Regions from separate parts of the Mus musculus genome. Here all the other regions are linked to region 3. The links are chromatin loops, found by intact Hi-C in ENCODE. Cell type or tissue: heart. All regions are shown on one strand. Region 1 overlaps Tbc1d1 (TBC1 domain family, member 1). Region 2 has its middle 2.8 kb from the start of Gm26761. Region 3 has its middle 29 kb from the start of Gm3716. Region 4 has its middle 15 kb from the start of Gm31889. Region 5 overlaps Gm52815 (a long non-coding RNA gene). Region 6 has its middle 23 kb from the start of Gm3716.

Region 1 (5,000 bases), 290 kb before region 3:
TCTCAGCACTGAGCACTTGGAAGGACCATACTTGGTAAAGATTCACTCTGTCCCGGGTGGTATGGCAGAGGTGCTAGTAAATCAGAGTGAAGCTGTGGCAGGCGGAGTGTGCTCATCCGAGGGCTAGGCGGAGGGCACGCAGACACACTGCTTTCTCTGAGTAGAGGACAGCGATGCTCCACCTTCGAATTAAGTCTCTGGTCTTCAGAGCCTCACTGTTGTCCCTACCACAGACAAGTGGGTGGCAGTACACTTGTCCCTGGGCAAAGTTATGCACACACTTGTCTCTTAAGTGGTTTTGTCTGTGGATTTCACTAGCTTTCATGAGATTGGGGTCCTTTGGTGATCTTGTTGAAAGGTGGATTGTTGAGGTGGGACCAGTTGCATCCCAAGCTCTGTCTCTGAAAGGCTTTCTTTCCCACTGATACTGCTGTGAATAGCCCATTTTGAGTAGTTAGGGCATAGAGTAAAGCAGCCACAGTGGGTATGATATGAGTCTTCCAGGCCTAGCTAGTCTCTGGGCCTCTGCAGTCTACACTCAGGGCTCTCCAAGGTCCAAGAGCCTCCAATAATCTCGGTTCTCAATGAATTTCTTGTTTTCTTTGTGGTGGCAGGAACGAAGACAGGGCCTGCTGGGCCAGTGCTCACCACTGAGCTGCCAGTGACCTTTTATGAGAAGGATGCGTGTGTAAGAAAGCAGGGTGCACTGGAGAACAGTGATACCGAGTAAGCGGGTAAACATGGACCTGGGAAAGCAGCGGTCTACTGGCATCCTCTGCAGGCAGGCTTTGCCCAGTGCTGTGTTCCAGAGATGCACTGTCTACACAAGTCTGCTTTCCTTGTCGAGGGCTCTCTCCTCATTGTCAGGACAGCAGAGGATGCTGGAAACCAGCTCTTAACTAGCTAGTCTGTGCTGCGTGCCCTTTAGTTTCTTTTCTCAGCGTACCATATGAAGGAGAACTCTTTGTCATTATGAAATAATTTTTAGGCAGCTCTCCACTTGGAACAGAGAGAATCTTTTTGTTCTGTTTGTGCCAGGGAACAGTTTTAGCCTTCATTTAGTTCTTTTCATTTAAGTATTTCATATCACAGTGTGCATTTTACCAACAATAGATGCCTTCAGATTTTGACATGTTTTGAAAAGGGGAAGGAAACTCTTTTTGGCATAAATAAGAGTGATTTATTGACTTGAAGCCCTTTATGTGAGTATATAGTCCAGTAAAGCCAAGGCTGAGAGTTTTGTTTTGTTTTGTTTTGGCTTATGAGTACAGCTGGGTCGGCCTAAACCCTGAAGAACTTTAGGTTAGATAGCACATGAACCAAGAAGTAAACGTTTAAGGCCAGACTAAAGCGCGTAAGGGATCTTCGGTGTGACTTCTGTGTTACTGTGCAAAAGGTGGGAAGCACTTAGTGGCTGATTTGTTTTCAAAAATTGATTTACCTCGGGGAGATTTTAATGGCTAACATAAGTGAAATAATGCAAACGCCGTCTCCATCTCTGCATTTTCTCTTGATCAGGAGTGCTTGTCTTTCACTGGGCACGGGGACTTCATTGTTGAGACTGGGTCAGCCAGGCTGCCCCTGAGCTCACTGTATAGCTGATGCTGCCCTTGAACTCTCGAATCTCCCTCCACTTCTGAGTGCCGGGGTGCCACAGGTGTGCCCCCGTGCCTGATTTTTGGTGGTGGTGGTTTTTGGTGCTGGTAGCTTGTCTTTCTGGCTTTTGTGTTGTGTGTTGTTTAGTGCGGAGGTTGGACTAAGGGCTGCATGCCTGCGGGGCAAGTACTCAACCATATGGACTTTATCCCTGGTCTTCTGGGGAGATTCTTAAGTACCCAGGCTGTCCTCTCACAGGCCAGACTCATGTGAGTTCTCCAAAACTGGGATTGCTGCCACATCAAGACCAGGCAACCTCGGGTGACTGGAGAGCCTGTCACCACTTGGTGGCAGTGTTTCTCCCTGGTCTTGGTGGCTCTGCTCTCCCATCCCCAAGAAAGAGCTTGCTTTCTTCCCCAGTACTGTTGTGTTTGAGTTAAGATAGTTGTCCTTCTGCCCACTTGTAACTTATTTGAATAGGGAGTTGTGGGTTCTGTAGGACTTTATGGGACTAGTCTCCCTTTCTTCAGGGTTTTATGGCAACGGCAGAAGCAGGTAGTGTCCAGTTGACAGATGTGATTATTTTTAATTTCTCCTCTTTGAGATGGGTCTGGCTCTGTAGTGCTACTTGGCAGCCTGTGCCCTAGCCTCACAGATACTGGAGTTCCAGGCATGTGCCACCTCCCCTGGCAAGATTGGTTTTCCTTCAGTTTTATTTAACTTTGCTTTTCGGTGGTGAATAAAGATCTGTCTTGAGATGGAGTTTTCAAACCAAGGATTTGATTGTTCATGTGAAGTTTTTGGTTTTTTGGTTTTGTTTTGTTTTTTCTTCTGTTTTGTGTTTGTTTTTGTATGTGTTGTCTTTGGCATATCATCCTAGAAGCCACTGTGACTGGCCTTGGCTGGCTGCTCCTGCCTGCACTTGTTAACACTGCTAAGGCAGCCCTGTCAGCTTTTCCTGATGCACCTCTGGAATTCAGACAGCAAGTTCGACCACTTCTGCTTGCTAGCAAGGCTCGAGGAGTAGAGCTGAGGCTTCTATACTGCAGTGTGGGAGCTGGGGGTCCTGGGAGTCAGGTGACCAGGACTTGATTGCAGCATCCAGCTGCCAGGGACTTCCTCCTTAGGGTCAAGTGACTGCTCAGAGCATGCCCCCAGGACAAAGTCCAAAGTGGACGTTTTGATTTGTCATTCTCATTTTAAATTTTGTGGCGAGGACAGGGTCTCACATAGTTCATACTGGTCTTGAACTTTGTGTAGCTAAGGCTGTCCTTGAACTCCCAATCCTGTGAGTACTGGAATTACAGATGTGATTTTCTTCTCTAGCTTAATTTGTTACCATTCAAGGTTTCAATAAGCTGTTGAGTTTAAATAAGACAATGGCAAGAAGTTTACAGTGTTTTCAGGGGAATCAAATCTGTGGACTTAGTGCAGTCTGGTCTGAGTATGACCAGCACAGAGGCTCCATGTCCTGTAGGTACTGTTCTGTACCCCCAGCTTTCCCTCCCGTGAATGTCTGCTGACAGTTCCTACTGCACCAGCCTGCTGGCCCCGAAGCTCTACACCCTCTAGCGTCCCTAGGTACAGGGATGGCCCCGAAGGGGAGGGCAGCATGAGCTCTGGGAAGGGATTCTTTCCTTGGAAAACACAGTTTATTTTTACTTACAAAGCAACTCTATTGAGATATATTTTGTATACTGTACAAATCACCCATTTAAAGCCCACAGTTCAGTATTACTATTTTTAGAGATGCAGTCAGAGTACTGAGCAGCTATTACTATAGTAATTACTGTAGTACAAGTTAAAAATCCTTAAATCACTAGATAAAGAATTTTCTAACCATCACTTCTCAGTCCATTGTCCCCACCCCTAGCTGACAGGCAGCCACTAATCTACCATGTCTCTGCAGATTTGCTTATCCTGGACACTTCCTGTAAATGCATCCACAGAATTTGTGGTCCCTCTGCTGGCTCCTCCCACTTCTCATGATGTTCTCTAAGTCTTGTGTCATGTCAGTGCCTTATTCTCTGATGGAAACTAATGCTCCGACCTGTGGACATGTTACATTCTGTTTAATGTCTCCCAGTCAGTAGACAATGTGAGTTGTTTCCACCTCTTGGCTATTAAGAATAGTGCTGTTCTGAGCATTGATGGAAAAGGGGTTTTGTGGATGATCATTAGTCAGCTATAGGATGGAACACAGGACCCCCGATGGAGGAGCTAGAGAAAGTACCCAAGGAGCTGAAAGGGTCTGCAACCCTATAGGTGGAACAACAATATGAACTAACTAGTACCCCCAGAGCTCATGTCTCTAGCTGCATATGTAGCAGAAGATGGCCTAGTCGGCCATCATTGGGAAGAGAGGCCCCTTGGTCTTGCAAACTTTATATGCCCCAGTACAGGGGAATGCCAGGGCCAAGAAGTGGGAGTGGGTGGGTAGGGGAGCAGGGCGGGGGGAGAGTATAGGGAACTTTGAAATGTAAATAAAGAAAATATCTAATAAATTTAAAGAAAGAAAGAAAGGAAGGAAGGGAGTTAGGACTATGGGTGTGACACCATGGTAGAGGTTTGCCTAGAATACATGTGAGTCTGGGTGTGATCCCAGCCCTGAAGAAAAAAAAAAGACTTTAATTGTGAATTGGTGCAGAAGCCCTTCCCGTGGGGAGAGACTGCACTGCTGACGCTGGGCTGGTTCTGCCAAGCCAGAGCTGGAGGAGGCACTTAGGTTCTTGCTGTGGGCTGGCCTTGTTTGCTTTGCTTTCACTTCAGTCTGATTCTCTTGGGTACTGGTACTGTCCTCGTGAGCTCATGGGAAGCCTGATCTCCAAAGAGCCTTCCCTGGGGTTCCCACAGTTTGCCTTCACCCCTGGGAACCAGTCAGAGGGCCATAGGTTAGTGGTATTTGCAAAGTGCCGCGTCTCTTTCAGTGATCCTTAAGCTTAGCACACCCCAGAATGCTTTGGGGGAGCTGTAGAAACATAGGCTACGGGGCATCACCCCAAAGTTCTGGAGATTAAATTATTTGGGGAGGAAGCCTCAAGCCCCAGTGACTTACAGGAAAGGGCCCATTATTTCCGACCTAAACTCGGCTTCCAAAAGTTTTAAGTGAACAGTAAGATAGCATCAGAATGAAAAATCGATATATCCTATAGCAGATCGGGTGCCATTGCACACCCACCCACTCATTGAATACTATCAGTAGCCATTGTAATTATCCCCAGTGTGTCTTACACAGTTAGTGTCTCTGCTTTTACACATACTAAATTCCAGGGTATCATTACTCATCTTTAAAAAGATAGTGGGCAGCTTGATTGAGATACCCATGGCTCCTCTGTTCTGATTAGTTAATGCAGCCCAGTTCCAGTCAATTCTGATTAGCATTAAATTCAATCTCCAGTTGCCCA
Region 2 (5,000 bases), 120 kb after region 3:
TATTTGGTCATGGTGGGTTTTTGTTGCAATAGAAACCCTAAGACAAATGGTTACCTTTAATATTCTATTACTACAGTGGGATGCTGGTCTTTAACAAAGTTAAATATCCTTTTACTTCCCAAGGTGTCCTTTGCTGCTCTTTGATTTTTGTTTTGTTTTAGACTTAGGATCTCATATAGCGCTGGCTGGTCTCAAACCTACTATACAACCACGGATAATCTTGAACTTCTAATCCTCCTGTCTCCACCTTCTAAGTGATGGAGTGTCAGGCTCATCCCACCACGCCTGGTTTACTCAGCACAGCCAATCAAACCCAGAGCTGTGTTCGTGCTGGTTAAGTATTCTATCAACTGAGCTGCATGACAAACCCAGCTGAAAAGTTCAGCTATACCCTTTGAAAAGTTCATACCTACGTGCCTCTCTCAGGCTCTCAAGCCACTTCTGAGCAGAAACTCTGAGCAGCTTCGAGGGCAGAGCTGGCCAGCAGGTCTTTTCTGGACACACCTGAACTTTCATGCAGGGAGAGGAATGTGACACACCCACTTTCCGAAGCAGCTCCAGGTGGCAGCGCAAACCACACACTTTTACAAGGAAATGTGTGAGTGTCACACGGAGAGTTAGCCAGTCACCTCCACTTGACAGGGGGTTTAAAATAAACCTTTTCAAGATTAGATAGATGGCCCTGGGACTTCAAACATAAACTACTTAGAACTGTCCATACAGGAATAATGGCAGCTGGTGCCCCATCTTAGACACTCACAATCCGGCATTGAGGTGGATCTAACAGAATTGCATTCATGAGAGTTGGCACACTTTTTTGGTAGGGGGAGTGTGTACTGGACCACATTAACACTTGAAATATAGTGCGCATGCAGTCATAAGAATATTCAAATAATAGCTTACAGTGTACAGAGAGCATTTTCATATTGAGCACCCCTCAAACAAGTCTACAAAACAATTTCCTCCTATTCCTTTAGATAACTAATCTGAGGATCAGAAAGATTAAGTGACTGACCCAAAGACACACAGCCAATAAATCACATTGTTGTATATCTTCTGTGGAGAGAATCAAAATTCATATCAAATGATACTAAATGGCAAAAGGAATGTAGATGTTCAAGTAACAGGAAGAGTCTGTTGGTGGGGCGGGATTCAGGCACAGGTTGACCAGAAAGCCGTCTCTGTTCTACATTGTTTGTCTCCCATTGGCCTTTATTTTTATGCCAGCTTTTAATTTTTAGTGTTTTTATCTTGTTTTGTTTTGTGGGGTTTCATTGTTGTTGTTGTTGTTTGTCTGCTTGTTTGATTTTTAATTAGAAGCAATAAGCGAGGCTAGGGAAGTAGCTCAGTTGGTAACAGTTTACCTGGCATGCATGAAGCCCTGGGTTAAACCCTCAGCACCATGTAAATGAGGTGCGGTGATGACGTGTAATCCCAGCGCTCTGAGACAAAAGTGAGAGGATCAGAAGCCAAGGTCCCCTTTAGGTATCCACTTGAGACCTTGTCTCAAAAACAAACAGGAAAGGTGGCCACTGAAAGTTAATTTCTGAAGGGGCATTACCTCTTCGCTTTCATTTTACCGAGGGTCAGGGGGATGGCACACACTGAGTGGCACGGACCTACATGTCCACATGTGAGCCCATGACCAGGGCCAATCAAGGCCACAACCCAGAAGCTGAAGGCAGGACCAGTCCCATGTAAACACAGCTGCTCTGCCGTGAGGGACGGGGTAGAACGGAGCCTGTAGCCATCCACAGCATCCACTACGAGCCGTGGACTGGCACTTGTGTCTTAGGACCCAAAACCTTTCTCCTGCTCTTCTTTCCTTTATCTAGCATATGGTTCGCCTTTACTTCGGGAGCTGATGACCTCAAGGAAAGTATCTGTATTTGAATATGCATGCCTCGAAACAGAACTCCTTCCGGCTGCTGGATATCCAGTGTTCTGCCAGGCTCTGTGAAATCCTGTTTCTTCCATTTCTTCTCAACTCCTGTTCCCCTGAATTCTTTGGCCGCCTTCGCCTTTGTTTTAAGTACATTTTTGTTTCTTTGTGTGAGAGCCCAACCAGGAAGACAGAAGCCGCTCTGAATATTTAAAACAGAGGAAATTTAATGCAGGGAGATGAAAAGAAACCCAGAAGGCAAACAAGAGGGGATGAAGCAATCCTGAGACTAGCCACAGCAGGAAGTCGCTGCCACTCCTAGGAGGGAGGGACAAAGAGGGGAAGCCATGGGACGAGAGCCCAGGGGCTGGCATCGCTCACAGGAAGCTGGAATCGTGTGGGCTGGTGAGAGCTCATAGAAGAGCCACAGAAGCTGCCAAGGATCCCACCCCTGCACAAAGGAAGAGGGGAAATGCCCGTTCCCTTCCTGCTGCTCTCCAGGTCCTGGGCTTCACACTGGCTAGACCCACCCGGAAACCAGCTGACAAGTCTGAAGGCTGCTGGAGCCTGCAAGGACAGGTCCTCAGTCTAGAGACCTGGAAGGGAAAAGAGTCAAGTCTTGAGCCAGATGGTCCTAGGAACAGCTAGGCATGGTAGCACACACTGAAAACTGCAGCCCTCAGGGGACAGAGGCTGAAAGATTAAAAATTAAAGACCAGCCTAGACTATGAAGCAAGTCCAAGGCTAACTTAAGCTACTTAGTGAGATTCTGCCTCCTGAAGACACATCTAGAACTCTGGTAGGACATTTGCCCCTTTTGTTCAAGGCCTTAGGTTCCTTATCCAATACTGAGAAGAGAAAGAAAAAACAAAAACAGAAAAGTCCCCAAACTGGAAGATTTGCATGACAAGTGTCTTAGATGTTCATTGTGAAAATTCTAGAATTAGAGAGAGGAGGAGGGGAGAGGGTAAAACCATGATCCAGTTAGCTCTTTTGTTTGTTTGTTTGTTTGTTTGTTTGGGGTATTTTTGGGTTTTTTGTTTTGTTGTTTTGGTTTTGGTTTTGGTTTTTTTTTTTTTTTTTTTTTTTTTTTTTTTTTTTTTTTTTGAGACAGGGTTTCTCTGTGTAGCCCTGGCTGTCCTGGAACTCACTTTGTAGACCAGGCTAGCCTCAAACTCAGAAATCCACCTGCCTCTATCTCCCGAGTGCTGGGATTAAGAGATAAACCATTAGCTAGCCGCAGGGTCCGCAGTGCCACCAATTCTTCCATAGCCCGGAGCTATCCATGGTCTCTGCTCTTGCTCTGTCAATAGAATACACTTTCTCATTTTGAAAAGTGTGTGTGTGTGTGTGTGTGTGTGTGTGTGTGTGTGTGTGTGTGTGTGTGTGTGCGTGTGTGTCTGTGTGTGTCTGAAAGCAGAGATAAATACAAACATAGAAGAGAGTTCCCTCAGAGAGTTGCTGGACATCAGTTACCTTGTCCAATTTGGTCTACTCTAAGCCAGCTGGCCAGCACTGGGGGAGTCATCTGCCACAATGGAGCAGACTCTGTCTGTCACCCTCTTCAACAGCAGATGGCCTGTCCCGCATTCATCTACGTCACACAGCCGTGCTGGGAGAGACACTGACATGCACTGTTCTACCAGGAGCCTTCAACCCAGAGGGCTGGGAAATTACGCTTGCAAGCTCCACTCGGCTTGGGAAGCAGTAAGAAGGTCCCTGAGCAGCCTGACAATAGGAGGGGTTGCGCAAGGGACAGTCAATGGGATTCTGGTTAGACTTTCAAGTCAATTGACTTGATCATGCAAATGTTGGGTGGCGTGTTGTGAGCAGGGGGGAGTGTTTCTCCTTGACTGGAGCACCTCTCTGTCTCCCTTGGCTTCCTGAGCGCTTGATTTAGCTCCTCCCAAAAAAAAAATGTTTTCCTCACATTGTTTATTTGAAGCCGGTAGTCTGGGCATGAAGCCCAGTTTAATATAATTTTTACTGTTGAGACTGCAGCCCCAATTCTATAGAGATGGTTATTATCATTGTTGTCTGAGACACCTCAGTACCACAGCAATTACCAAGGCCAGGTGCACACCCACAGTCACCTCAGCCCATCTGCCTGCCCCACCCCTTTCTACAAACTTCAGAAATGAAGCCAAATACCCACTCCCATGTATGATACAGCAAAGTAGGCAAAGGAGATATTTGGCTACTATCTAGATAATGTGATCAGTCCAGGTCAACAGTTCATATTATTTAAGTCCTACAGTGCAAGTAGATATTAAAAGAATGTGGAAAATTCCATTGCTTGAGTCCTGTAAACATGCGGGCTGCTTCTCTCCCTAATTATGTTTTACATAACCTAATGCATTCATGTTAGTTTACATCCTCTTAACATCTACTTGCTGAAAAGTGTGTCACCTGGTTGGTCAGAGAGAAAGAGTGACCACAGGACATTTTGGGAGGACAACTGGTGACAACAGGACACATTCAGCACTGACAGAATGTGTAATGTAATGATTGGTATGAAAAATGGTGTGTGTGTGTGTGTGTGTGTGTGTGTGTGTGTGTGTGTGTGGTCCATTCCCAGTTTTACTGCCGAGTTGGTTCAGACCCTTAGTATGACTTTCAGATGCAGGTGTTGAAGGCAAGGGATGGGAGTAACAACCCCGGGTGTGGGCATTAGCCAATAGCCATGCGCCTCTGGCTCCCCTCCAAGCCCTGAGCTGGAGCCTGTGCCCGGGCTTGCATCTGCAGCAGCTACAGCCTTGCTGAAGGATCGTATCACACTCACAATGAGAATCACTGCAAAAACAAATAAAATGCTTTAAATGTTTAAATGTATTTCCAAGTATTCGTCTTCCAAATATTTAGACTCTGAGCCGATTGGGCCAAGAGCCCAAGCTTCCTGTGCATACTAGAGGCTTCCAGCAATTTCCCTAAGATCAGGATCTACATAACAACTTCGGATATCACCCCCTCAGATCCCAAGACAAATTCCCAAGGTATTGCTTCAGGAAACCAACCATTCTCTGTGTCCAAAGGCCTCCTCCTAATGCCTACAGGAGGATTAAGCTCAAGTTTAATAAATGCTCACAGAGACCTATGCAAGACTATAGTCTGTGTCCAC
Region 3 (5,000 bases):
CTCGGTGAGGAGTTGACATGTTTAGAACTGTAACATGGCAAATCATTGTGAAATCTTCTAATGGGTGCCCGTCCCCTGCCAAACAAGCCCAGCACCCAAAGCACACAAAGAAATCATTGAAAGACACTGGACCGTGTCCAAAAGGCCAGGGCTAATGTTTCACCTAATCTCCCTCCTGGTCTCTCCTGCCTACTGCCGGCCCCACCCACAGGATCCGCACTGGAGAGCTCCCCGCAGCTGCTCCGGGGCATTTACACCCTCTCACCCCACAGCAGCAGGAGGAAAACCATTATGAAGCCAGCAATATAAAAGGGGAAAGATGCGTGGAGGGGGGAGGTGGGAGCTGATGGAGGCAGCGCCTGTTTTCTGGCAGGGTTGCTATGCTTGGGGTGGGGCCAGGAAGAAGGCCCAAATGGGGCCAGAGGTGACCCTGGTTCACGTTTCCTAGGACACTGCAACTTAGGGTAGAAGTGCCTAGGAGCTGGTAACAACAGGGCTTGTTTTTTGTTTTGTTAAGTTCAATTTGTTTCCAACTCTTCTTATCTTGGCTCTGTCTTGGGCATCACAGACTCCAGAGCTTTGCAGGCACAGGGTGGGGTAGGGTGGGGCTGAGTCATTCTTTCTTTCTTTTCTCTTAAAGGGATAGGACTAGGGACGCCTCTTTGAATGCCTGTGGTTTGCTCAGATGTGATGGCAGTCCTTAGTAAAATACTCCGACCAGGCAAGAGTTCTTTTTTCTCTTTGAGGGAGGCTTTCACAGAGATGGCCACCAACAAATTCTAAGGGCAGAAAGGATGTTTGCTGGGAGGACTTTGGACCTGTAAGATAACCCTGATGTTAATCATTATTTCAGCTGGCCAGAGCTGGCCTTGAACTTCTGGACTTGCTAAGTTGAATATGAAGAAATAAATCCAGTCCGGTTGGTTGTAGTGGATGTTTTTAATTCCAGCACTCAGAGGCCGAGGCAGGCTGATCTCTGCAAATTCCAGGACAGCCAGAGCTACACAAAGAAACCCTGTCTTGAAAAGCCAAAAATAAAAAAAAAAATAAAATAAAATAAAATAAAGAAATAGATCCCTTTTAAAAATGAGCATTGATGTAAATGTGAACCTCAGGATTTGTCAAAATTTGTCTGGGAAAAGTATTATGCTTAATATAGGGGCTGTCCAGGTTTGGGAGTCACAGGCCCAGCTGGAATCTCAGCTCCATCATTTCCAGGCCTGTGGCTGTGGCCCATATCTACAGCCTCAGTTCCCCATCTCTAGTAAGGGCAGTGATAGCCTCTGGCTCCCCAAGAGTTCCTTCAGCTGCTCCGGCATCTCAACAGATGTGTATGGCTTGTGCACCCTCCTCCAATCCACAGAGGACATGTGCGCTTCAGCCAGCAAGGAACAAAGGAAAAAAAGTTCAGCCCCTTCCTTGCAGCTTTGTATGGATCGAGAAGTAGCTTCAAACACACAGGACCCAGACACCCTAAGGCTCTTTCTCTTGTTTACTTATTTTTTTATTTTATTTTTCCATTCCATAGCCCTCACTGTGTGATAAGCGCCTTCTGAGCGCTTGACAGAGGTTGACTCCGCCCACCTTTCACCAGTTGCCTATGAAATGCACAGTCTGGGGATTCTTGTTTTGCAGGGGAGGAAACAAACACAGCTTATGGTCCAGGGACATGGCACAAGGGTCTCACCAGTCAAGACTTGAACCCAGGCAACCTAAGCCCTTGTCTTTGTGGGGATTGTGGGCAACTGTTTATTTGGTGAGGGCAACCAAAGGTCTCTCTGTATGAGATACCCAGGCTAGCTCTGCACAGCCTAGAAAATATTATTACTGAAGTTGTCAAAGTCTTCACTGATAAACATTCATAGCCAGAACCTCGGACCAGAAGGACCAGATGAGGTCAGCGGAACAGAGAAGCTGGTTCCCAGCCCTGTGGCTCGCTGCCCATCGCTCCACTCCCACCAGGAGGCGGCTGCAGCCTCTTCTCTGGTCTCCCCCTCAGCCTTTTGGCTCAGTTGACTGTGAATTTGCTGATGGTTGCAGCCTGAGTAGGTGGAGGGTGGCGGGAAGGAGAAAACATCGAAGGAGTCAAGGATAAAGGAAACAACTGGTTTTTAAATTCCAGTGGTTATAAAATCAGTAGCTGGCCATGGCAGACATTGCAAAAGTGGCAGATTTCGATCCTGTTTCCCAGACTCTGTCTCCCCATCCACTTTCCAGCTAGGTATGGTCAGTCACAGGACCCAAATCAGGCCTTTTGTCCTTTCCCTCCACCCCACCCCACCTCCTAGCAGTCCTTCTTGTCCACTTCTTTCTTTGAATGTATGTGCAGTACTTGGTCATGCAGGGGTTAAAGACATATATAATAATAGGGGTGTAGGGATAAAAACGAAAATATGGCTAAGATCAAATGCAATGTGATAACAGGGGTGCAGGGATTCGATACAGATGTGATGACTGGGGTGCAGGGATTCGATACAGATGTGATGACTGGGGTGTAGGGATTCGATACAGATGTGATAACGGGTGCAGAAGCTGCCACATGTAAACCATGAAGGAAGAGCCAGGAAGCTCTCAGGCATCAGCTCTACAGTGCTGAGCTGTTGTGCCACGTGAGTTCAGAGTTTTGCTGTTTTCAGCTTAGGATGATCCTGTCATCAATACTCATAGAAAAGTCACGAGAAACAGGAAAAACAAGACGGGGGGGGGGGCGGGGGGGATATCACCTGTGATCCTATTACCCAGATGTTATTTCAAAATATATTTTTTCCATTTCCCCTCTTCTAATGTTTTTCAAAAATACAGAACAGAAGGTCCATTGGCAACTGACCCTTTTTTAGTGTGCTGTGGTCACTTTTCTGTATCAGTCACATCCATTACCCAGGTTTCTAAGAATTCTTTAACTCCAAGTATTAATAATAATCATTCAGTCATGTTTGTACATTCCTCTTTGTCTGATTATTTCCTTTGGATTACTAAAACTGCCATTACATGTTGGATTGCGTGTGTGTGTTTATGTATGTGTGTGTCCTCCCGTGTGCATATACTCAGCAGCTAGATCAGAGCATCTATCACTCTTCATCCTACAGCTCTCAGACAGGGTTTCTCCCTGGACCAGAAGCTCACCATATTAGCTAGACTTGGCTGGCCAGTGAGCTCTGGGGAATCTGCCCTTCTCTGCCCTTCAGCGCTGAGTTTACAGGCATGCACAGCTATGCGCAGCTTCTCTTGAGAGCACTGGGAATTTGAACTCAGGTCCTCATGTTTGCAGAGCAAGGGCTCTTGCCCACCAAGCCATCTCTCCAGCTCTAACAAAGTGTTACATATTAGGCTTTACATATTTAAGATAAAGCATCTTCCCGAAAGATCTCCTCAGACTTCTTCATGTCACTATCTACACTTTCAGTTGTCATCTTTGAAGAGATACTCATCAGCTCAATAATTAAAATCCCAGAGAAACTGACTTCATAACTGAACTACATAATTTGGCATTTCTCTATAATATGTGCCCTTTCCAACTCAACCAACTGCTCACCACGTGCTCACACCGGCTAGGTTAGCTTATGTTAGCTCTTAGCTTGTGTTAGCTCTTTCCATACGTGCAAACCACTATCTTTTTGTTATATATGAAAAGTGCATCTTTGCGAGGAGGGGATGAGGTAAGTAACTTGCCTAAGGTCACACAACTCGTTGGTGACCAGACTAGACTTTGTAATTAGATCTGCAGGACTCTAGAGCAGAGATGAAAGAGAAGGAGGAGGGAGGGACAGAAAGAGGGAAAGAGAGTCCTCAGCTGGAAGTGCTGTGAAGTTCTCTACGTTTCAGGTAACTTATCCAGGGACCAACAGCAAAGATTCTCACAAGGTAACTGAAGGATGCAGCTATGGAGTAGTTGAGGAGGGGACCATCCAAGTCCAGTCTGTTGTACGCTGCCAACAGATACTCATGGAGAAATTTTGTCTTCCTAGGCCTGGAGGGGCAGACTGAAGTTTACCGTTGAGAACCCGGTGAGATCTGTAGCCATGGAAATGCGGTGGCTACAGTCACAGCCCTTGCCAAACCCAGGCGAACCTGTGACACTATCACTTCTAGCCCTACCTGCTGTTGGCAACTTCCAACCATAATGAAATGAAGAAATGAAAGGCTGGGACCCATCACCCACAGAAGTCTAGGACACACAGAAAGGGGGAGAAGGCTAGTGAGTGACCCTACAGAGGCCATCAGAAGAGTGGGACAGAAGCATCCTGTATCAGCTTCTGACTCACTATAAACCCAGATGCAGCACGTTCAAGGCTGCTATCAGGTTAAATGCAGCTATAAGTAAAGAACCCAGTAGAGTTCAATACACACACAGACATACACACACATAATCATACACATACATATATACTCACACAAACATATACATACACACAGACACACACATTCTCACACATAGACACACACACTTATACATACAATGTGTTTATAATTGCTTATAATACCTAATGTCATGAAATTACTTGTTACAAATTTTAGGGAATGATGACAAGAATAAGAATGTTTATTAAAAGAAATACTTTAAGTCTGTGGTTGTTTGGAGGGCCAGATGTACTACAGCAGAGAGCATAGAAACTGAGCTCTGGACCAGACTACCTGCCTTCTTCCAAAACACCCAAGACAATACCCAGCCTATGTGGCTGCCAGAAATGTTGGTTCTTGTTAGTATTATTCCTTCTATGCCTGTCAGCACAAAAAGATGTTCTGGAAGAAGTCACTGTCTTCCCTCCACAATGGAAGCCAACACTGGTGTCTCCTGCAGAGACATCTGGCCTTGGCTCCTGTTTCATCATTTGCTCTATCTGATTGGATGACACCAATTCAGAGAAAGAAACAAGGAGAGAGAGAGAGAAAGAGAGAGAGAGAGAGAGAGAGAGAGAGAGAGAGAGAGAGAGAGAGAGAGAGAGAACAATTCGTGGTATGTGAATCTCATAAGTAAACTGTAAGAGAAACTACATCTCAGA
Region 4 (5,000 bases), 280 kb after region 3:
TTTCTGGCTGTGGATTCCTAAAGCGTTTCTTCATGCTTCAGCTCCGTTTGGACTTTGCCCTCTGGTTCTCCCTGTAATACCTGGAAGCAGGGTGGGGTGGGGGTGGAGCAAGCTCTAGTTCAAACTCCTACTCCCAGGCCCAAGCCTTCGTCCGGAAGTCTCTCTCTAACCACAAGAGTCCGAGGTCCTCACAGAGCTTCTCAGACTGTTCTGGGAACTGGCGGGGCATCCAGTTTGTTTCCTTCAAACCATTGCGCAATCTTGCCAAGGTCTGGAAGGTCCCTCAAGTCCGACACCTGCTTCTCCTACACCTACAACAAGACCCTAAAGCCAGGCTAGCCCACCTTCAATCCCATCACCAGGCCTCTGGGTCACTCTCCACACTCTTATTGTTCCGGGAACATCCATCCCACACTGGAGGTCCCTGTAAGACCTCACTTGCAGGACGCACCAAGAACTGTGCTTTTCTGTATTTTATATCTTCTCCAGATAGAGAAATCCCCAAAACGAAAGCCCTCAAAGCTGGGATTCACTCCCAGCCTTGTTGCTGTTACAGTCGTAGACCATCTGTTTTCTCATGCAACCGACTCGGTCTTTTTTGGCTTGAATCCAAAGTAGCAACTTGGAGCACCCCCAGACAGCGCTCAGACAGTCAGGCCCGGGAAGACAGATTTGTGTGATCAACATTTACATAGGGCTTAAAACCTTTGGGTGACAATGGCTGTGGGTGTGGGTGAACATGGAGCCCTAAAAAGTTGACATGGGAACTTCACACGGTCTTGCAGTGTTTCTCTAACCCCAGAAAGTCTGGGGTGCCAAGTACCCCAGGGATTGCGCTGCCTCCAGAACCACACAATAGAGTTGATTTTTTTTTTTGTTTTGTTTTTTAATTGTAAATGATCTTAGAATGCTTGAAGTAACTAAGATTTTGAGCTGGGCTGCATTCATACATATGACCCGCATATCCTGGGTACATGTGGGTCATGGGCTTGAAGTTTGGACACGTCTGAGCCATACCTGGGGAGGGTGAATGGCTTGGTCTCTACAGAAGCTTCCCTGTTCCAGACCTGTCCTAAGCCGGTGGCCCTTTTATTTATTTATTTTTCCAATTTTTTTATTAGGTATTTACTTCATTTACATTTCAAATGCTATCCCGAAAGAAGACTGGCTTCTAGGCAGCTAGGATGAAGGTCTTTTTTTTTTTTTTTAATTTTTATTAGGTATTTTCTTCATTTACCTTTCCAGTGCTATCCCAAAAGTCCCCCATACCCTCCCCCCACACACACCCACTCACTCCCACTTCTTGGCCCTGGCGTTCCCCTGTACTGGGGCATATAAAGTTTGCAAGACCAAGGAGCCTCTCTTCCAATGATGGCAGACTAGACTATCTTCTGATACATATGCAGCTAGAGACATGAGATCTAGGGGTCCTAGTTAGTTCATATTGTTGTTCCACCTATAGGGTTGCAGACCCCTTCAGCTCCTTGGGTACTTTTTCTAGCTCCTCCATTGGGGGCCCTGTGTTCCATCCAATAGCTGACTGTGAGCATCCACTTCTGTGTTTGCTAGGCCCCGGCATAGCCTCACAAGAGACAGCTATATCAGGGTCCTTTCAGCAAAATCTTGCTGGCGTATGCAATAATGTTTGCGTTTGGTGGCTGATTATGGGGTGGACCCCCGGGTGGGGCAGTCTCTGGATGGTCCATCCTTTCATCTCAGCTCCAAACTTTGTCTCTATAACTCCTTCCATGGGGGTTTTGTTTCCAATTCTAAAAAGGGGGGAAGTGTCCACACTTTGGTCTTCCTTCTTCTTGAGTTTCATGTGTTTTGTAAATTGTATCTTCTTGGGTATTCTAAGTTTCTGGGCTAATATCCACTTATCAGTGAGTGTATACCATGTGAGTTCTTTTGTGATTGGGTTACCTCACTCAGGATGATGCCCTCCAGATCCATCCATTTGGCTAGGAATTTCATAAATTCATTGTTTTTAATAGCTGAGTAATACTCCATTGTGTAAATGTAGCACATTTTCTATATCCATTCCTCTGTTGAGGGGCATCTGGGTTCTTTCCAGCTTCTGGCTATTATAAATAAGGCTGCTATAAACATAGTGGAGCATGTGTTCTTATTACCAGTTGGAACATCATCTGGATATATGGCCGGTGGTCTTTACAATAAAACTATGGAGTGGATTTCTGTCTCTCCCTTGGATCTTATTCCGGGTGGATATCTCATCCAGTGAGTTAGTTAGAGGATAGAGAGTGGCTTCCTGGCTCCCAGGTCAGACTCATCTCTCCCCAAAACCCTACCAGAGCTTCTACAGTCTCCAAAATAACATTCTCATGGATGGTTGAAGGTCTCTGGTCACTTGATCCTAGATGGATCCAGGCTCAGTCCAAAGCTTGGATGGAAGAAATGCTACATGTCACATTAGAATCTCCAGCCATTTCACCAAGGTCCCAAAATGAATAGGGGGGGGGGGAGGCGGGGGAGGGGGGGCTGGCTCAGTGGTAAAGAGCACTGACTGCTCTTTCCAGAGGTCCTGAGTTCAATTCCCAGCAACCACATGGTGGCTCACAACCGTCTGTAATGGGATCTGATGCCCTCTTCTGGTTCTGTCTGAAGACAGCAACAGTGTACCCATATAAATAAAATAAATAAATCTTTAAAAAAAAATAGTTAATGTGGGCACCAAGACTCTCACGAAGCCCCCTGGGGCTTACTTTTTAACATGACAGGAAAGCTATGGAGGGCCATGCTGAGTGAAGTACCTTCTTGGTCTGTTACCCTATTATTGTGTTTGGCAAGTGAGGGAGTCAGGGCATTAGTTACTCTACCGCAGAGCCAGGCCTCAGCAGACACCACCAGCCACTTCCCCACAGTCAGTCAGACCTGGGCCACTGGGTCCCCTGCCTTGTTGCTTGGCAGCTTTCTTCAAGGCCTGGCCTGGGCAGCCACACCCAACATTCTCACCACACCCTGTAATTCTCGCCACCCAGAAGTTCTTGCCACACCCTGCCTGCTCCCGGAAGGTAAACAAGGCCTCCAAAGAAGGGCTGCATTGTGTGCTTGCCCTCTTGGCCTTGGCTCTGGAGGCCCCAAATGGGCCTTTGACTTACAAACTCTGGCAGATCTATAAACAGTGACTAGAACAGAGGCCCTCCTGAACTTCAGCTGACCTCCAAGCTGGTCGGTTCTGAGGGACAAGTGCCTAGGCACCTGACTCCAGTGAGCAGAATTTCTACACCACCCAGAAGTGGGGGGAGTTTGCATTTGGGAAAGATAGAGGGAGGGGTGTCATGCTCCCTGGGGAAGACTGAAGTTTGGTCGTGTCACCCAGAGTAGAAGAAATTGCTGGGACATCAGTGAAGACCTCGGCAATGAGAGATGACAAAGTTCCTTTCCATGGAGCCCTGATTTGCACAGATGCAGCCGCTGAGGCATACAGAGTGCTTGCCCTGCGTCCCCCACTAAGCCTCAGATCCTTACCTTATTTGTGGATCATGCTGAGGGCGAAGCTCACTGTTTTCATTTCGCTAGTGAGGAAGCTGTGGTCCAGAGCCAGTAAGCAGGCTGCTCAGGGGCTGCTGATGAGCCCACAAGAGGAAGAACTAAGTTCTGAACCTAGCCCCTGGCTGGAGGCTGCCACCAGGGCAGCCTGTGAGTTAACACTGAGTCCACTTTCTTATGTCACAGGATGCACAGAAAAGGAGTCACTTTGGGGGTGTCTTTGTCTATTTTGACTGCTGCAATAAAATGTCGCAAACTTAGACCCTTTACAAACAACAGAAATATGTTGTTGAGAGTTTGGGAATTTGGAAGTTCAAGACCGAGGCACTAACAGATCTGGTATCTGCCCACCTGTGGTCATGGGGATGGTTCATGCTGTGATTGTTCCAGCAAGAAGAGGCGGGACACCACGGCCCCACCCGTTCAGGACCTCAGTACCTTATATCACCTTGTGACTTTCGTACATGGGCTTCATAGGATACAAGTACACTATAGCAGACAGACTGCTGAGGATCCCCCAAAATTATCAGGTCTCCTCAGAGTAGCTGGGTCATGTGCAGAAGGTTGGCGGGACTTTCTTACAACCAGAAAAAAAACTTGGCCCATTTGCCCTAAAAGCTCTCGAGTGGCGCACGGCTTTAATCCTAGTCCTTGGGAGGCAGAGGCAGTCTGATTTCTGAGTTCAGGTCAGCTTAGTACAGAGGTCCAGGACCACAAAGACTAACCCTGTCTTGAACACCGAAAAAGAGGGAGCTAGAGAGATGACTCACTGGTTAAGAGCACTGGCTGTTCTTCCGGAGGACTCTGGTTCAATTCCTGACACCCATGTGGTAGCTTATAGCTGCAACTCCAGCTTTAGGAGATCTGGCACTCTTACACAGATGTACATGCAGGCAAAACACCAGTGAACATAAAATAAAAACAGATCACACTCATTGTTAACTGTGTGTACCGAAAGGGTAAAGAAATGCAGAGATTCCCCTCACAGAGACTCTATGCAAGGGGGAGTTCTGTATCTGACCTCCAGTGTGGCCTTCCAGGATTGTCCCTCTGAGGTAATTTCCTGCAAAGGATGTGACAAATACCCCTAGAAAGAAAACTCCCTAACACACAGGTGTGGAAGGCTGAATGCCCCAAACCCTACTAAACACAGGGCTTTGCTCCATACCGTCAAGCGTTTGCAAGTCAATGGGGAGCAGGCTTTCCTAGTGTAGTGTCTGGGAATAAGCCTCATTTGTTAGGCTCTTGGTTAAATGCCCCCTTTTCAAGTCCTCCAAGAAATATTCTGAAACATCAACTTACTTGTTCCCATGGATCTTTCCTTCAGTTAGTACGCTAGAAATATTTCAAGACTAATGGACAAAGGAAGGTTTAGGATCCGGGTTTTTTTTTTTTTCCAAGTGGGAACCCACATAATTTAAGTCATGGGTGCCCTCTGCTGGAGACCCAGGAAAAAACAAGGACTCTAGCAAGAGCTGGGCTTTAAGGTC
Region 5 (5,000 bases), 76 kb before region 3:
TTGGGAATCCAGACAAACACAAAAGGGTGAAGACACAGAAATCAGACAAGTAAGTACAAGGCAAGGAGAAAGTTCTGGAACAGATCATCACTCTCAAGCCTCAGACGTGCACAGACTCTCAGCTTTCCAGCATCTATCACCCCCAAAATGGGAAACTTCTGCCCTTGGCTGCACTTTGTTGCAACAGACCTGGCAGAAGTCCAAACAAGACAAAAAGCTGATTCTGCAGCCTACCCCTGCCTGCCAGCTGATCGGCCTTGTTCAAGCTGGAGAACCTCTGGAGAGTCCAGCTCTGTATGGGGTTCTTTCTTCCGAGCAAACCCTTAAGCTGTGGGAGGGCTGGATCTGTGTGATCTGACCTGTACCTGTCCCGGGCTTCCTTGCAGCTCCCCTGAGACAGCTTTTCCCTGTGAAGCTAGCCAGCAACTCCCATCAGTAGCAGGCAAGAATCCCAGGACTCACTCGACGAACCAGCCTCGTCTGGCTGGATTCTTGAAGAACATATGGAGTCACCCTATTCCCCTATAGCAGCTTCAACTCTCAGGTTCTCTTTCTTGTAGCCCATCTCCTGGGTCCTCGGTGGTCCCTGGGGGTCCCCGGCAAGAGGCAGGTTGTTTAGGCCAGCCAGATACCACTTAAAGAGACCCAATTCAAAACATAACCGTGTGCGACTCAACTTACGGTCAGGCTCTGAATCTACAAGAATTTCATAAACAAGTAACATTTAAAAAAATGGTTATCGATGAAGGAAAAAAAGAACCTGAAGAAATCAGATGATGTGAGGGAGGTTTAGGCAAGACCTTTCAGGTACAGTGTGTTCTAAAATTTGACTTTTGAATTGTAGAAATAAATGACCTATTAAAATAAAATTTTAATTTAAAATGTGCTCTCTACTTAAGAGGGTACCCGAGTGTGTGTGTGTGTGTGTGTGTGTGTGTGTGTGTGTGTTTTTGCATTGGAAACACACCCAGTGTAATTTGTAAAATAAATACATAATAAATAGGTTAAATGTTTATTTTGACTTATGTTTTCAAATGCCAGTTGTTTAATTTACCATGAAGGATTGCTGGCAGACCCATCATCACTGGTACCGAATACGGCATTCAGACCTTGACCTAGGCTGGCCTTCCCAGGAAACCAGCTCTGTGGCCTTGCCCTCTTCACTCTTCCCATCAATACCACAGGCTGACTTCTCCTGTTGACAGGCGCATGGTCAACACACACACACACACACACACACACACACACACACACACACACACACACAGAGGTTTCCATTGCACATGCACAGTGGGAGGTCATTGGCTAAGCGGTTTCAAAACACACAGCCTAAGTCGTGGCAAGATCCAACCTTAAGAATGCGTTTATTTGATTCCATGTCACTGTACCATATACTTGGGCTACTCTAAAGAGAGACATAGGTCCCCTTTCCCCAAGCACTTTACTTGGAGAAGTTCAGGGCCAGAAAGGCTGCTGTCTTCTTCCTCAGTCCTAGGGCAGAAACTTCCATGAAAGCTGGTGAGGTGATGTTCACCCGCATCTTTTTTAGACCCTCCCCTCCTTACCTTAAACCGCTCCCCCACCCCCCACCCCCCAAGAAGGAAAAGACAAAAGAATGCTATAACATTTTCAAGAACTAAGCAAGCACAACAGCCAGCACTGTCCTGATTGGTCCCGTCGCCCCTGTTTTCTTGTGCTATAGAGAATATCTAAGGGTTCGTCTCCTCTAAACAGACGCTTGTAAGGAAAGTTTAACACAATTTATAGAGCTGTAAAGTTCTTGGTATGGCCCTCATTGGAGTGCTTTCTCACATTCCCAGAAGTAGCCAATCTACCACGTGGCAGAGCTGCTAGAGGAAGGGAGGGAGCCAGCGGGGCCCTGAGCTGCCCGCAGGAGCAGCAGCAGCAGCAGGGCAGGGCGGCTCCCAGGAGGGCGCAGGCGTGGCGGCCCCTCCCTGCCGCGAGCCCATGCCCGCCCACTGCCACCGGCGAAAAGGAGGAGAGACCTACATTTAAAAAGGCAGGAACCTACTAGCTCCAGAGCTCCTACAATGCCGAATGAGAATTCCTATTTATGAGGTCAAACGGAGGTCAAGAATTATCCAGTCATCTCTAAAACCCCCTACTTAGGGGGTCAAGCCAGGCTGGCAACCCATGTTAGCTAAATAGAACTTGATCTCCCGAAAGCCTAAAACTGCTTTATTTTTTCTTTCTTCCTTTCTTTCTTTCACTTTTTTACTGTTTTGCCAGAGATACGGGTTGGCTTTTTTTTTTTTTTCTGTTACTTCCGGTTTGTGGCTGAACTTTCTTTGCCTTCCTTCCTTTTGGGGTGTGGGAGGGTTAAGCTGCTTCAAAATAATGTCCACTTAAATATGTTTTTAAAAATGGGAGAGAAAGAGGAGCTGGGATAGAAAGAAGAGGAAAGGAGAGGGAAAGGAGGGGGAGGCAGGAGAGGGAAAGAGGATGTTAGAAGAGACAGCACACAGTAATTTTGTTTATGTTATAACATTTAGCACACTCCTATTCATGGATGTGTTCCACAATTATGCTGTGAGATGCACAATGTCACTGTGTTCAAAGTACAGGTAAAGAAGCCGAGGCTCATCAAATCCTGGAACTGTGACCGACTCTAACCCTGAAGTCCTTGCGTTCATTTAACCCTTTAAGGAAGGGTACGGAGGTGTACATTCATCCTTTATTACAAAGCCTATGTCTGATATGGAAAAAGAAAAGCTTTATTCGGAACCTTTGGAAGAATCTTAAGACTATGATTTCGTCTTTGGTCACTCCTTTGGAATTTTTTGACGCGGGCATTAACATGGGCTAAGGTGGTCCTCGCAGCCCCACCCACGGGCGCACTTCCAGCTTCCGGCAGCAGGGGGAGCATGTGTGCAAGAGGAGGAAAGGTGCACCCGGCAGGAAGTGTCAGTGCATGGTCTGTCCTTAGCAGGTCCAGGCTAAGAATACATTCATTTTTCTCCTTCAACATTTAGAACCAGTGGCTGCAGGCTTCTCTACAGAGATTCATGCTTCCTCGTTTGTAAAGCCGGGAAAACAGTTCTGGGACTTGTAGAAAGAGGTCTCTGCTGCATCCAAGGGAGGAAAAAAAAATCTCATGAAGGAGCCAGGCTTGGCTGCTGGCTTCTGTTGAGAAAGGAGAACTCAGCAAGCAGGACAAAGGGCCACCCTGAGTGCAAGCAGCACAGGACTTCTCCCGTTGACTTCCTGAGACCACCTCAAGGCTTGGAAGCTGCGCTAGTTCTGGCTTCTCCAATGGTACAGGCTTGGGTCTCAGGCACCTGTAGGTGCTACTCACATGGCAGAGCCCGTGAATTATGGCAGAGCCCGTGAATTTCTTGGAGATTCATCAAAGAATTCACCAAGATCCATCAAGATTCTGGTCATTCACCACGTTGTATTACATAGTGAAACCCTATGCAAAAAAACCAAACCAAACAAACAAACAAATGCAAAGAAGTAATGGGGGTAGCCAGATAGAAGTGGACAAACGGCCAGGCAGTGGTAACATGCTCCTTTAATCTCAGCACTCTAAAGGCAGAGGAAGGTTGGATCTCTGTGAGTTCAAGGCCAGTCTGGTCTCCAGTGCAAGTTCCAGGATAGCCAATGCTACATAGAAAAAAAAAAACCTGTCTCAACAAAGAGTAAGAAAGGAGAAAAAGAAAGAGGAGGAGGAGGAAGAGGAGGAGGAAGAAGACAGAAATAAAGAAAAGAGAAGAGAGAAAGAAATGGATAAATGGTGGCCCCGTTAAAGTAGAGAGCAATGATATCTAGCTCTCCATCCTTCAGGCTCTTGCCCTTAAAATACAGTGATACCTGAGTAGCATATAGACACACACATTGTCACAGACGGACCTGGTGTCTTGTTTGATGGTTAATCTGCCTCATCGACTTGACTGGACTTAGAATCCCCTAAGTAGCAATGACACTCATCCCTGGATGTGTCTGCCAGGATACGTCCAAGGAGGATGGGGAGAGAAGACAGCCTGAATGTGGTGGGCTCCATCCCACAGGGCACGGGTTGAATAAAAGGGAGAAAGAGAAATGTAAAATGCCAGCATTGCCCCCCTTCTTGGCTTCCATGATGTAAGATATCCCTCCATGTTTTCCCACCATAATGGATTGAGGCCTCTGAAACCATGGGCCCAAACAAAGCCCTCTCCTTGTAAGCTGGCCTCTTAGGAATCTTGTCACAGTGATGATAAAAGAAACAGTGCACCTAGTATCAAATGATAGCTGTATCTCAGGTTAACATATCATGAAGAACTTAAATCATTTAGAATGTTTTTTATTTTCCTAGTCAAGGCACAAATTTTACCTGATGTTAATAAATATAATTCGTTTATTTAATTACCATTAGTTGAATATCTCCTTGAATAACAGTCCAGGTGCTAAAGTCAGGAGAAATTCTGGCTCCTTCATATAGTACCTGTGTACTCTGAACAAGGTTCTAAGCCTGCATGAGCCCCACGTGCATCAAATACACGATGCTGGGAAGATGGGAGGGTAATGGTACCTGATGCTCTCTAGGAAGACTCAGTAAAATAGCAGCACTCAGTGTTCACAGTATGTGCAGGAGACAAGAAACTTTACTCAGGAATTCAGCAAATAAAGAAGCCATGAAGAACATTCCAGAAGGGTCCAGCACCACCCTGTTTTCACAAGCTTGCTGGGTGATACTCACCCACACTGGAGTTTTAAAAAAAAATCAAAGTTTAAGGGCTATGGATCTTAAGTGAGACAATATTATGCTTAGTCGTGCACTTTGGAGAAGACAGATCTGAGGCTAGGTAGAAGATGAATGGCGGGAAAGACAGGAAACAGGACAATGAAGATGAAGACCTACTGAGTGCAAATGAGAGATGATGGAGGTCGAAGCATGGGCCACGGTGGTGGGAATGAACAGAGGGCAATGACCTGTGTGTCACAGAGAGGGGGATGGGACCTACCTAGGAGACACGTAAGAGGTAGAACGGACCAGA
Region 6 (5,000 bases), 52 kb after region 3:
AGAGAGAGAGAGAGAGAGAGAGAGTGTGTGTGTGTGTGTGTGTGTGTGTGTGTGTGAAGGAAATTAAACAACAACTGTGTTACTCTCCCAGCCCCATCAACAGAGCTACTACAGCCCCAGCCTCAATAATAGATGTGCTTGTGTATTTGTGTGCATGTGCGTGTCATTAAATGCTATGGAGCAATAAAGTGATTTGTTCAACTCAGATCTAGTCCCTGTCCTGCACTAGTCCCAAACACATTGAGGTGGGAAAGTGCAGAGATGAAACAATTAAGAAAGGGAAGATGTCCTGCCAGAAGTCCAGACCTCCCACCCCCAACCTCTACTACCACCCCTCACTCCCCATCCCAAGAGAAAGCCTTGGCTGGGCTTTAGAAGAAAGCAGAAAGGAGTAGCAAGTTTCTGAATCAAAACTCTTGGGGTGGAACTAGTCATCTGTCTTGACATGCCCCGAATGAGCTACATGCTCCCATTTGGGAATTCCTTCCTACAGGTCAAGTGCTAGGGACTATACCCGATGCACTGTCCCACCATGCAGAATGTTAGTGTGAACTGCAGGCTCTGCAGAGTTTCTCCGGAGAGTCTGACCCCACCCAGGTCCTGCCCTGCTTTCCTGAGACCCTCACAATTCTCCATCCTGGCCGAGTCAGATAGCTGGTTTCGGGCAAGTCTCAGCAGCCTGCCTGCAATCTTCCCTGTCCAGTTCACCCTGTGACTTGGGTTCTGGCCTCAACTATTGGCTGGGTCTGCACCCTGCCCACAGGAACCTCCTTCATGAGGCCACGCCCTTTCCAAATCCCATGTTGGCAGATGATGTTTTCCTTGGACCGATGCTTGTGTTTCCCTGGGGCTTTGTTGGGAAAATGTGTTTCCCTGCCTAAAACTACCTCTAGCCTTTGCAGAGGATCTCAGAGCCAAGGCCATTGCCCACCAACATTCTCCTTCTTCAAGCACTTTCATATAATCAAAATAAAATAAATGTTAGTTTTTAGTCATTTGGAAAGTCATTGGGGTAGACTACCACACAATTGATTCAACTATTTTCTACGAATTAAGTCTGCGCTGTTTAAAACATGTGCGGCTTCAGTGTAGTCTGACTGTGAACTGTGCCCCACAGCCTCTTGTATTTGAACACTTGGTCTCCAGCTGATGCCACTCTTGGGGAAGTTATAGAACCAAAGTGGGTGGGTGGGTGGGTGGGGCTCACTCATGGAAGCAGATCATAGGAAGGCTGATCTTGAAGCCTATGGCTTCACCATGCCTCTTCTCCACTCTGATAGACTGTACACCTGGAACTGTGAGCCAAAATCAGCTGCTCCTCTCTTAAGCCGCCTCAGCCAAGCATGTGGTCACCATTGGAAGCACAATACAGTCACTTGGCCACCACCATGACTCTAGCAATATGATAAGCCAATAGCACCACTAAGAGCTCATCGAGAGCTAAAGCCTACTTCCTGGATGTGGCCCAGTCCAGGGACATTAAGATGGGGACAGTGCTGTAAGAACAGTCTAAGAAGCCTCGGTCACCGCTGAAGGCAGGGCCAGCTTCATGTGTCTTAGCAAAGAGGCCTGTACTTTCACCATGGTCCTACAAACTATAAGCCAGCCATGCGAAGGTATCTGAGTTATAAGGTAGCGCAAACAAGGAGAGTACAATTGGATTTTCGTGTCAAGATTTTCGCTAGGGGCCAGAGAGTAAAAGTACTTGTGTTTGATGCCCAGATGCACACTGTAGGAAGAGAGACTCCACTTCATCAAGCTGTCCTCTGATCTCTCTCTCTCTCTCTCTCTCTCTCTCTCTCTCTCTCTCTCCCTCTCCCTCTCTCTCATACACACACACACACACACACACACACACACACACACACTAACACAATACATAAATCTAAAAGAAATAAATTCAAAAACACAAAAATCAGCACATTTTATTAGTTAAAACCAGTACACGACGACCACCACCATCATCCCCTGCAGTAGAACTTCAGGTACCCTAAAGCGAGCTCAGAAGATTGTTGGAAAAATGCATAGTAGAGGATGCTTATACTCTACTCTCTCGGGAAGCTATCTGGATAGGCAGTGGAGGAGGTCCCAGGTGTGCTGGGTGGCCACACTTTATGCTTATTAATAGTTTGATAGTCAGGTTATTCACAGTGAGGATCCAAGCGTACTAATGTATATGACATGCCTCCAGATGATAGGATATTTCAGAAGGCGTTTAGACATAAATACAGCCAGAATCTTATAGCGTGTTAGTGCTAACTAAAACCTTGACAAAAGCAAGGCAGCACTGATTTCAAAGGTATCTTCTAGCTTCCAACATCTGGATGCTAAAGGAAAAACAATACTGTGGTGTTCATAATTGGAGATTTGGGTGATGTGGCTCCCCAGTGCTGGGATCTCGGCAATGTCTATAGAAGATAAATGGCCCAATCTTCCTCTCCCCACCCCCACCTGACTGTCCCCAAAAGAAAACAATTCAGAATTTCCCTCCAGAGCTCCATCCTGGGGGGGCGGGGGGGGGGGAAGCAGCCCTGTGTCAGCTCTGGAGCCAATCTCCCACATCCTGGAGGCAGGCCCAGCCCCGTTAGAACTGATGGATCTTCCAGATGGGCTGTGATGATTCCTTGAGAAAGAAGATAAGAGAACCAATAAGCATGAAGCTAACGACATCTGAGTAGAGGAGACTATAACACAGACACACACCTCATCTTACACCGAATCTCAACTCTCAGCTGACTGCTCAATACAATTCAGGCAGACCCCGGAGGCCGGATACGGTTTTGTTCCCTTTACCTCACATTTTAAACAAGCATCATTACATACATGTGACACAAGTTTCACACACATGTGTTTCAGACCCCATTTCCCGTTCTTTGGTAGTTAAAATTTCAGGACTGTAGCATTCTAGTGCCTGCTGGGTTTAGTAACCCACATGGATTTGACCTAAAAAAGACCTGGTCCAAAACCATGCTCTGCCATTTCCTAGCTGTGATGATCTTGAGCAAAATATTTCTCTGACCTCAATTTGCATATTATCCATTATCCAGTGCATCCAATTGATTATGTGAAAATAGCATGAGAGGTCAATACAAAATGATGGATACACAGAGCATCAGAAGAACCTTCCAGACTGAGAAGAAAGAGAGAAAGAAAGAAAGAAAGAAAGAAAGAAAGAAAGAAAGAAAGAAAGAAAGAAAGAAAGAAAGAAAGAAGAAAGAAACACAAAAAGCAGGCCAATCTCTTGAGTGGAGCTGGCAGCTAAACTATCCCTCCACCAGTAGCTGAGAGGTTCAACTGGCAGGAAATGAGCACAGAGAGAGCTGTCACGAACTTCCCTTTCAATCTACTCAATTAAATGAGTGCTTATGGAATATTCTGTCTAAAATACAGTTTATACTTCTCAAAATCGCATGCAACAGGCAGTGAGAGAGGAACCCTGAGCCATGAAGAGACAAGCATAGCGCTGATCACATGAGAAACACTTGAAAGGCTTCGTTTCAAAACACATTGGTTAAAGTAGAAAAAGGGCCAGCCAGATAGATGGTCCAGCAGGCTAAGGCGTTTGCCATTCAGCCTGGGACTCACATGAGAGAATTGAGCCATAGTACATGTGCAAGCACATGCAAAAAATACTGGAGATTTAACTTGGTTGGTACAGCATTTGCCCAAGATGCACAAAACTCTGGGTTTGATGCGGAGCATCCCATAAGCAGCCACGGACTGCTGTGTTTTGTTCTGTTTTGTTTTGTTTTGAGACAGGGTTTCTTTGTATAGCCCCACTTGTCCTTGAAACTCACTCTGTAGACCAAGCTGGCCTCAAACTGAGAGATCCACCTGTCTCTGCCTTCCAAGTGCTGGGATTAAAGGCATGTGCCACCACTGCCTGGTTTAGCAATGATATGTTTACTGAGAGTAGAATGGCTGTTTTATACAAGAAGCAGAGCAGACTGTCTTGATCTAGGAACACACACACACACACACACACACACACACACTCACAACTACACAAAGAAACTCTGTGTAAGACCAGGCTCCCATTCAGTCAGGTGTTCTTCCTGTCCCATCTGTGGGGTTTGGCACTCTTTGGAAGCCTGTTTGCTAAAATCTCTCACCTGCTCCCTCTGCTTCCCTACTTGGCCCCAGGTCCTTGGCTACATTAGAACAAAGTTTACATTTACCACAAGGCAGGTTATAAAACGATGAAGTCTTATTTTTCATTTGGGCATTTGTTTGGCATGAGATCAGCTCAAACCTTGTTTTCCCACAAACATGTAGTAGAATCAGTAATTAATTATCTCACTGAAGCAAGAACAAGGTGAGGGACATGTTCTTAGATTCAGCAGATAACCAATGACCAGAATCCACAATGAGCTGAAATCTGCCTAGATTTCTTTTCATATAGTATTAGGAGAGTCTAACTCTACTTTTAAATGAGTCATGAAACAAGTCACTTAAACACTTTTTTTAAAAACTCAAACACAAAAGTTATTACACATCATTTAATATGATATGAAACCTTGACCAAACTGGGGCAGGCTAGGGCCATGTTTTTCAGTAAAGTCTAGCTTCGGAAGGACTATATGTAGCCACCACTATCCTGGGCAGCGATGGTGCTGTGATAGCCCTTCCCTACAAAATTAATATTCCCTTAATATTTGCTCTTGTCAAAAGGCAACTGATTGTTGGGTATTCTGTTTATGGTTTGCAGACTGCATCACTGTGCTTAAAGCAGAGTCACGCAGCCAAAGTAATTGAGCAGGGTGCAGCCAAGCCAAAGAGAAGCGGTATATTATAGAGACTGCCACCACCAGGCTCAGCCCAGTCCAGCCCAGCCCAGCCCTGTCCATCCCAGCCCAGCCCAGCCCAGCCCAGCCCAGCCCCACCCAAGGCTTGGCCTCAGCCCTACCTAATCAAGCTACTAGTTGTCTTAAGGGAGGGACCCAAAGAACAGTGCCAAAGCCTCCTGTCAAGACGTACCACTCCCTGGGTCTAGGCTGGCC

What was found. A loop is a pair of places that touch in the nucleus more often than their neighbours do. Peaks named below come from ENCODE experiments on the same cell type or tissue, not always from the same donor. Only the 100,000 strongest peaks of a DNase experiment are listed, where the experiment ranks them.
Region 1: a loop joins it to region 3, with 2.6 times the contacts of the local background. A loop is called at or near these places in 2 of 42 quality-filtered maps.
Region 2: it touches region 3 in a loop (5-fold over the local background); 2 of 42 quality-filtered maps call a loop at or near these places.
Region 4: it touches region 3 in a loop (2.8-fold over the local background); 3 of 42 quality-filtered maps call a loop at or near these places.
Region 5: a loop joins it to region 3, with 2.0 times the contacts of the local background. A loop is called at or near these places in 5 of 42 quality-filtered maps.
Region 6: a loop joins it to region 3, with 2.3 times the contacts of the local background. A loop is called at or near these places in 3 of 42 quality-filtered maps.

What each region holds. Positions count from the first base shown.
Region 1 is chr5:64,287,501-64,292,500 of GRCm38, forward strand. All of the region lies in intron 14 of Tbc1d1 (TBC1 domain family, member 1), which reads left to right. Among named protein-coding and RNA genes, the nearest start is that of Gm38634, 33 kb to the left of the region's middle. In heart, a CTCF peak has its summit at 1,937 (motif pointing right); DNase peaks (open chromatin) are centred at 731, 1,921, 2,611 and 4,401; H3K27ac peaks cover 783 bases.
Region 2 is chr5:64,699,707-64,704,706 of GRCm38, forward strand. No RefSeq gene overlaps it. Among named protein-coding and RNA genes, the nearest start is that of Gm26761, 2.8 kb to the left of the region's middle. In heart, no CTCF peak of the experiment used is centred here; DNase peaks (open chromatin) are centred at 1,715, 2,295, 3,615 and 4,585; H3K4me3 peaks cover 324 bases; H3K27ac peaks cover 1,562 bases.
Region 3 is chr5:64,579,680-64,584,679 of GRCm38, forward strand. No RefSeq gene overlaps it. Among named protein-coding and RNA genes, the nearest start is that of Gm3716, 29 kb to the right of the region's middle. In heart, CTCF peaks have their summits at 66 and 1,957 (motif pointing right); DNase peaks (open chromatin) are centred at 292, 1,312, 1,612 and 1,942; H3K4me3 peaks cover 525 bases; H3K27ac peaks cover 2,091 bases.
Region 4 is chr5:64,861,880-64,866,879 of GRCm38, forward strand. No RefSeq gene overlaps it. Among named protein-coding and RNA genes, the nearest start is that of Gm31889, 15 kb to the right of the region's middle. In heart, a CTCF peak has its summit at 4,946 (motif pointing left); DNase peaks (open chromatin) are centred at 252, 602, 2,992, 4,952 and 1 weaker place; H3K27ac peaks cover 2,318 bases.
Region 5 is chr5:64,503,476-64,508,475 of GRCm38, forward strand. It overlaps Gm52815 (a long non-coding RNA gene), which reads left to right. Exons shown (of 3, transcript XR_003955927.1): 3 at 1-2,305. Among named protein-coding and RNA genes, the nearest start is that of Gm52815, 10 kb to the left of the region's middle. In heart, a CTCF peak has its summit at 1,953; DNase peaks (open chromatin) are centred at 196, 1,936 and 2,906; H3K4me3 peaks cover 1,517 bases; H3K27ac peaks cover 3,107 bases.
Region 6 is chr5:64,631,609-64,636,608 of GRCm38, forward strand. No RefSeq gene overlaps it. Among named protein-coding and RNA genes, the nearest start is that of Gm3716, 23 kb to the left of the region's middle. In heart, no CTCF peak of the experiment used is centred here; a DNase peak (open chromatin) is centred at 2,583.